2 separate regions of the Homo sapiens genome follow, and region 1 is linked to region 2. A link is a loop called in an ENCODE intact Hi-C map of the cell type or tissue named here. Cell type or tissue: dorsolateral prefrontal cortex. All regions are shown on one strand. Links, peaks and the distances in the headings refer to the core of each region. The heading gives the core; the rest is flanking DNA.

What was found. A loop is a pair of places that touch in the nucleus more often than their neighbours do. Peaks named below come from ENCODE experiments on the same cell type or tissue, not always from the same donor. Only the 100,000 strongest peaks of a DNase experiment are listed, where the experiment ranks them.
Region 1: a loop joins it to region 2, with 2.6 times the contacts of the local background. A loop is called at or near these places in 1 of 110 quality-filtered maps.

The regions. Positions count from the first base shown.
Region 1 is chr3:114,803,317-114,807,730 of GRCh38, forward strand. All of the region lies in intron 4 of ZBTB20 (zinc finger and BTB domain containing 20), which reads right to left. Among named protein-coding and RNA genes, the nearest start is that of MIR4796, 62 kb to the left of the region's middle. In dorsolateral prefrontal cortex, for the core only: no CTCF peak of the experiment used is centred there; no DNase peak of the experiment used is centred there; H3K4me3 peaks cover 418 bases; H3K27ac peaks cover 1,009 bases.
Region 2 is chr3:114,753,189-114,757,602 of GRCh38, forward strand. The region is part of intron 5 of ZBTB20 (zinc finger and BTB domain containing 20); the gene reads right to left. Among named protein-coding and RNA genes, the nearest start is that of MIR4796, 12 kb to the left of the region's middle. In dorsolateral prefrontal cortex, for the core only: no CTCF peak of the experiment used is centred there; no DNase peak of the experiment used is centred there; H3K4me3 peaks cover 510 bases; H3K27ac peaks cover 286 bases.

The DNA.
Region 1 (4,414 bases), core at 89-4,088, 50 kb after region 2:
ACACCAGCCCTCTTAATTCCCATGCTGTACTACTCATCACGAGGAGAACTGAAATTTATTTACATTATACCTAACCTCAAATAGGACCACAAATAAGACTAATAACAGGACCATTTTGTGGCACTCAGGCAAACGGCTGGGCAAAACAGATGGATCTTACTTTGCGCCAGGACTCAAAAAATATAGTCGCCAACTCACTGTTGGCGACTACATATCTTGGCCCAAAGATGGACCTGGAAGTAGGACCAGTTGTCTTTGATATGAATAGTGCTCCTCTTCTTATCTCCTCATGGAACAAATCAGTAACTCTGTCACTATATAGTGGGGTTATCAGGTAGAATTGCTTAAAAGACTGGTCATCAAGGATGTAAAATATTCTGAGGGAATGTCAGGTGAGATGAAGGAACAGAAAGTCAGGACAAATACCTTATTTTTGGCACTTTTGTCTATTTTCAACTTTCTGTTTTTTTTTTTTTTTTTAATTCAAATTCACTACTGTACACTGAACCCACCTTTAAAATAGATTTCAGAGTATGTGTCATCAATAAGAAAACTTGTTTCTCACATTTCAGGTTCCAAAATCTGTTAAAATTTTAAGTCACATAGATCAATCTCAGTCATTATTAAAATTGACCACCAGTGTCAGACTTCTTTAATTGGAAGAAAACTATGTAAGGCTTTATAGATTACAGTCAACATCCAATGATGCACTGAGCAACAGCTCCGTAATCAATGCAATATACAAAATCCGGAAGAATGCTTCTCTGGCAGAGACCCTTTAGCAAAAGAGTTGTACATTCTGCACTCCTTAAAGATTCTGAATGGCTTTCCAGAGAAGTAGCAAATGCATTATATTGCAGTAACCTATCTTGTAAGTCACAAGGCCACAAACAAAGCCTCTAGTCAATAAAAAAACAAAACAAAACAAAACCTGAAGGGGGGTGAGAACTACAGATCTTACCATTGACTACGAACAAAGGGCTGCTTCTGACCACATTCTACTTTCTAAAATCCTCACACAGAAGGAGTTTTAGATATCACCAGGTCACAGAACTTCAAGGAAAGAACAACAAAGCATTCCAGCTTAGGAGGTCTATGTTAATTCAGGCACTTCTCTTATTGCTCTTCCAACTATTCAGTACTGACTGTATCTTGCTCAGATTGCTTTTGAGAGTTCACTCATCTCTCTATAATTTATTTATTCAGACATTGTGCAGATTTGATTTTTAAGAGACAGCCCTGTTTGTGGTCAGCATAGAAGGCTAATTATAATACTTTAATTATTTATTTTAGTATTTTTTTCTTTCCACTATTTAAAAACTTTTTATTATAAAATATTTCAAATATATGAGAGAGGGCAGAATACAGAAAAATGAACTCTCCAGTACCCATCACCCATAGTCAATTGTTTTTCCAATTATACTTTCACCTACTTTTTCTTCCACCAGAGCATCTGAAAGACAATCCCAGATAGCTTATTATTTTATGCATGAATACTTTACTATGTGTTACTGAAAGATGACAATCATAACTAATATCATTCCACATCAAAAATAATAGTAATTCTTTAATGTCATTAAATATCCTGTCCATGTTAAATGATTGACTTTTAAATGGTCTTTTCTTTTTATAACTGGTTAGTTTGAATCAGGATCTAAATAAGATGTACACATTATATTCAAACGATAATTATCCTTTAATCTATAAATTCTCCATTTGCTTTTTAAAATTTTAACTTTGTATTTTGGAACAATTTTAGAATTATGGAAAAGTTGCAATGATAGTACAGAGAGTACCCATATTTCCTTCACTAGTTTTTCCTAATGTTACTATCTTACATAACCATGGTAAATTTGACAAAATTAAGAAATTAATATTGACACAATACTATTAACTAAACTACAGACTTTATTCAGATGTCACCAATTTTTCCATTAATATGTTTTTTCTGTTCCAAAAATCCAATCCAGGATACCATACTGCATTTTAATTGCCATGTCTCCTCAGTCTCTTCTGATCTGTGATAACTTCTTGGTCATTCCATGTTTTTCATGACTGATAATTGTGAAGACTAGTGGTCAGATATTTTGTGAAACCTTTTACAACTTTGATTTGTCCAATCCCGTAACTAGATTCGGATTATAGGTTTTAGAGAAGAATACAAAAGAGGTGATGTGCCCTTCTTATAACATCAAAGGTATATGATATCTCGGGGTATGTTAACCTTGGTCGCTTGCTTAGGAGAATGTCTGCCAGGTTTCTCTATACTTAGTTTTAATAAACATAACAGTTTATTGAGATATAACTTATATAACATACAATCCACTCTTGTTATGTGTATAACTCAATGACATTAAGTAAATTTAGAGTTGTATAACCATCACCTCAATTCATTTTTAGAATATTTTTGTCACCCTACAAAGATCCTTCATACCCTTAGGGAGTCAATCCCTAGACCCAGACAACAAATATTTTCTCTCTCTATAAATTTGCCCTTTTTGGATATTTTTATTAATGCAATCAAATAATATGTGATCTCTTTCATGTAGCTTTTTCACTTATCATAATTCATTTTTAAGATTCTTTTATGTTGTGGCATGTAGCAGTAGTCTATTCCCTTTTACTGATGAATACTATTCCACTGCATGGATATAACACCACATTTTATTTATCCATGCATCAGCCAATGGACATCTGAATTGTTTCCAGTTTTTTACTGTTACGAATAATGCTGCCATGAACATTCACATAAAATACGTCTCTGTGTGGACATATTTTTTTTCCTCTTAGATACCTCAAAGTGGTATTGCTGGATCATAAGGGTAAGTTTATTTTAACTTTTAAGAAACTTCCAAACCACTTTCCAAAGTGACTATACTCTTACATCTCCCCTGGTAATATAGGAGGCTTCTAATTTGTCTTTATCTTCCAACACTTGTTACTATCTGTCTTTATTACAGCCATTCTAGCGGGTGTGAAGTAGTCTTTTACGGTTTTAATTTACTTTTCCCTGGAAATAATAATGTTGACCATGTTTTCAAGTGCTTATTAGGCATGACTTCATCTTCTTTGGTGAATAACTTCGGTGAATTGTCAAATATTTTGCCCAGTTTTTAGCTGGGTTGCTTGTCTTTTTATTATTGAAGAATTCTTTATATATTATGCGTAAAAATTCTTATCAGATTATGATTTGCAAATCGCAATCTTGCAAATATTTTCGCCTGTCTTTGGTTTGTCATTTCATTTCTTTAATGGGTCTTTTGAAGTGCAAAAGTTTTAAATTTTGTTGACATCCTAATTACCAAGGATTTTATTGAATCAAGCTTTTGGTGTGATAGCTAAGAACTTTTTCTAACCCAAAGTCATGAAGATTTTCTCCTGTTTTCTTCTAGAAATTTTATAATTTTAGCTCTCACATTTAGGCCCATGATTAAATTTTTGTGCAGGATATGAAATAAGAACTAAAATATGTTTTTTACAGTCCTAGGTTCGTGAATATTCATTTATATCGCATATAATCCTAGCATCAATTACAGAGCACTGCTTATTGAAAAGACTATCCCTTCCCATGACAAATTGCCTTGGCACCTTTGTCAAATTTAATTGATCAAAAATATGATGAATTTTCTGAACTTTCAATTCCATTCCATTGATCTGTATGCCAATATCATACTCTATAAAGTAAGTTTTAAAACCAGAAATTGTACGTTATCTAATTTTGTTTTCCTTTTTCAAAAGTATTTTCACTATTTTGGATCTTTTGCATATTCGTGTAAATTTTAGGATTAGCTTGTCAATTTCTGTAAAAACGCCTTTATTCTTTTTGACAGGATTGTGAATTGAACTGTTTTCTTAATTTCATTGTTTGTTGCTAGTATACAGAAATATAATTGATTTCTGTACAATATCTCTTCTTATATTCAGTTAACTTGTTGAATTCCTTTATTAGTTCGTGTGTGTGGTGGGGGAGGTGTATGTACATTGCTTAGAATTTTCTATGTACAAGATTATATTGCCGGCAAATAAATAGTTTTACTTTTTAATTTCCAATCTGTATGCCACTGATTGTTTCTTTCTGCTGGTCTGTCTAACCCTTCTCTTTCCCTTCCCCTCCCCCTCCCCTGCAGCTGCTGCTGCTTCTTTTTTTTTTCCTCTAATTTGCTTCTCTCTCTCTTTCTTACATGTATTTATCATTCTGCACTGGATTGAATCTCCTGTACAATGTTGAACAGAAGACATAAGAACTGACAACCTTGCCTCTTTTCCGATCCTAGGAGTGTATCGGTCAGGTTTTCATCATTACATACATTATAAGTTCTTCATAGATGCCCTTTGTCAGGTTACAGAAGTTCTCTTCTATTCCTTTTGTTGAAAGATTATATCACAAATGGATACTGGATTTTCTCAAATGTTT
Region 2 (4,414 bases), core at 117-4,116:
AGGCAATTTCTAAAAAATGAAGCATATTTTTTATATATATAATGTATATATGTATACCTGTATATAATGTATATATGTATACCTGTATATATAATGTATATATGTATACCTGTATATATAATGTATATATGTATACCTGTATATATAATGTATATATGTATACATTATATATAATGTATATATAATGTATATACACATACATGTATGTATATATATACACACACGTATATATATATATATATATACACACACACTTTTTTTTTTGAGACAGAGTTTCGCTTTGTTCCCCAGGCTGGAGTGCAATGGAGCGATCTCAGCTCACTGCAACCTCCGCCTCCCGAGTTCAAGCGATTCTCCTGCTTCAGCCACCCAAGTAGCTTTGATTACAGGCATGTGCTACCACGCCCAGCTAATTTTGCATTTTTAATAGAGACGGGGTTTTGCCATGATGGCCAGGCTGGTCTCAAACTCCTGACCTCAGGTGATCTGCCCGCCTTGGCCTTCCAAAGTGCTGAGATTACAGGCGTGAGCTACCACACCCAGCCACATTTATATTTTATATTAAGTAATTTTGTTCCTTTCCTACCCCATTATAATATAAACTTCATGAAAGTAGAAACTTTATTTTATTCACTACAGTATCCCTAGTCCATAAAAGAAGGCATGGCATTACATCCTCAATAAATATATGTCGAAAAGAAGGAAAAAGGTATAGATGTTTCCACTGTATTTCTTATATTTTTCTGGAAACAAAGGGGAAAGGTGTTCCCAAAAGGTTTCCAGGAAAACTTCAATCACCAATGAAACTGCAAGCTCTTGTCATGTTCCTCAGACCACTACCTAATTAATTCCTTTATGTGCAATACATCCTTTCTAGCCTGTTGATACTCAATTTCTGGCGCTGCTGTAACTTGTGGAGCAAAGAGTGCCACGTGAGAGGTGCTTGGGCCCCTTCATACTGTGCCTCACCTGCGAACTGGGGAGGCCACTGCCATTTAGGCTCCAGCATCTTTTACAGGCCAGCTGAGCCACCAGAAGGGAAGGGGAGAAAGAGACATGCAAGTTCTCAGAATGTCTGGTATATTCACTCACACACATTTCTCTTCTCTTCTCAAAAAGGATCCTGGCAACAAATCACTGATTAATGATGAGAGAAATGGAATCAGGAGGACCCCATGATACCCTCTCATCCTAGTTTTGGGAGATAAAATCTCCCACTGTGGGGAGGAGGAAGACCCTACAGGGTTTTCTTATGTTTTGCAGCTTCCAAATTGTAGTAGGGTCCTATTCTATAAAATTGCTACCAACAACTGTATACTTAGTGATATAATACCATATGGAACCTTGAGTTTTACTTAAAGAGTAGATTATGTGGCAATTCATAGTTATCCTAGTATGGATAAGAAAATATCCTAGTAATAACATAATTATTCTAGTTATGAGTTTTTTTCAGACAAGAAACTCTTTTATTCATCTTTTTATCTCTAGTGCCCAGACTCAACATATGACTTTGTATATAGTAGTTCTTAATAAATGATAGCTTAAAAATTAAATAATATTTTTAAAATGGTGAGATATGGCTTAAAGGGGTTCAAACAAATTCAGAGTTTTGTCTAATCTAGGTGTTTCTAGATTTATGAGCAGGCAATCACATATTATTGAGTATGTATTAGTGTTTTAGTTAGTGTTAATACAGTATAATAAACCCTCATTGATTGTTGTAGAGAAATCCTACTATTTTACACTCATATACTAGAAATGTTTAAAGTCACAATTTTAAAATAGTGGACTTCAAACTTTATTATGCACAACTAACCTGGGCAGTTTCCTAAACTGCAGATCCAGGCTACATTCTCAGAGCTTCTGATTTAGAAATTCTGGAATGGGGTTCAGGAATCTCCATTTTAACAGGTGCTCTAGATAATCCTGATATAGGTAATCCCTAGGTAATCCTGATACAGTTGGTCCTTGGACTACTTACCATGGACTAGGCTACAAGGTAATATAATAATAAATCTATACAGTTCACCTTTTCAATACGAAGAGAAGAGACTAGCCTATTAAATGTGACTTAACTATCAAAATTACCCGTGAAAAGAATAGGCAATTTGCTAAGACTTCTCAAAATGAACCAAGGGAGGACATAAGGGCGAGAAATATTAAATTTCAAGCCAGAAATGACTCTTTTTAAAACTTCAAAGAGACTGACAATCTGCTTAAAGTAAAAGTGGAAGAAGAATGGCAGCAGTACAGAAGTGTTTTATGAACAATTTAGGAAAGCAACATTGATTCAAGAGGTTTATTTGATAACATGTTTTAATGGTTATTATAAAAGTGAATGCCTTCTAATCTTTGATTTGCTGCTAAAATATATATGTATTTATTTACATGAAATTTTTTTTTTAAATTCCCCCCTTAACTCCCTACTTTCCACACATTTTTAGCTTGCCAACATTACTGCGTTAATGGTGTCCTTTTTTTCTCTCTCTAGAAACACATGCCCTGGGATTAAAAGGGGATTACTTTGGTCTACTTCCACATCCATGTCCCAGGGAAGGTACTGCTTCTGCTTCCGACCTGACCTTTAGGTATCTGCAGCCTTCAATTCTTTACAGTGGGAGTTGCTTTAGCATTGATTTCTTGGAAAACTAAGAGCTGTTTTCAAAAGCCATTTTCAAGACAAATAATGAAAATTATTTTCTTATGCTTATGGATGTTACAAACTGTGTAACAAGCTTTTCTCTTTAACTTTGCTGCAAGAAAGTTTAAAGGCAACTGTATAGCACTTCACTGAATATAGTTTTATGCTGACCTCACTTCTAACTCCATTTTTATATCCTTTCCTTTATTGTTTTATTTTTCTTACCTATTTCTAATTCATGTATTTTGCTGCAATCATGTATTTATGTTTATTTTTTCATTGTCAGCCATTTTAATTCCCTTATTGGTGCAATAAATAGTAAATAAGACAAATAAACAAAACAAAAACATATGTATGTATGTGTATTTGGTATTTACATCGCATGTACTCAAAATAAAAAATAAAAACTAACCACCTAAAATAATTGACATATTTCATTATTCTTTGGGCTATAGATTCACTTGACTGCAGCACTTCCATTTAGGGAGATATAAAATTAAAATACCACCATGAAAAAATCCATATGAAATTTGACATAGGTATTTTCAGCCCCAGGTCATTAATTCAGTTCTGACTGACATCTTTCAGTTCTGTTTTAAAATTTTTGTGTTCAGTCTTTCGATTACACACACAAAAAAGTTTTGGCTTAATCAGCCTAATAAAGTGTATATTTCTGAAAACATTTTTATGTAAACAAATATAGAAGTATACATGATACATACACATACATTTTTTACTTAGAGTCTTCAAACCAAATATTTCAGTCCTTTGCTTCCAGTATTATTTTCTTTTAAGTAAATACTTTTCATTAAGCAACAAAGAGTGATAGTCATCTCAACACCAAAAACTTGTATTCAGGCTAAGTTTAGTCTACTTTGCATATTTTCCTCTGAGAATGATCCAGCCAGTCTCAGTCTGATTCTAGTAAAACTCAGGTAATGTGGAAGAACTCTAATTGAGTATTAGACATTTTAACAATTATATTCATATTGATATGTCCTTATACGACCACTCTAGGTGAAATATTACTATGCTTGGGACTTAAATATGATTTTTGTTCTTTTATTAATTTCTGAATCTCATATCCTTCCAGATACCAAAGGAATACAGTACCACCTGGGAATAATGTCAATTTTCACTTTAAAAAAATATTTTGTTGCTTTTCCCCTCAGCATGGGCAACCAATAGCTGATTCATACTTTCATTACATCACAGTTGGATTACAGAAGGGCTCTTTAGTCTGGCCTCCGCATGTCTCTTGCAACTCATTTGTAGACAGCCCAGAAACTAGCAGCTGGACTTCATTTTTGTTCCAGCAGTCACCATTTTATAGTGTTTCTCTAAGTCACTGTGAGTTTCACTGATGACAAGTCTAAAACTCCACAGGTATTCATATTTAGTGGGTTAAATCAGAGAGAAAGGATTATGCTTAACTTTCTATAGGTTCATGTCACTCAACTATACTTTGCCATTCACTTACCATACGTCAAAAAGGTGGAATAATACTATTCTTACATAGAGGACTAATAAGATATACTTAGCAAAAGTAGGTGGTTGCAAAACATTTTTTTAAAAATCAGAGTGCTGTATTTTTAAAATCTTGCATAGAACTCTGGTTCAATTTTTGAGTCCTTCCAATTTCTCATAACTCTGTGGTATTCATAATAAAGCAGGCAGATGGTTAAGTCTCTGAACATATGCTTTAAATGCCCCCTTTGCTATTTCTAAATAATGGACCAAATTTTGCCCTCAAATAGTCACAGGAAACTTTAA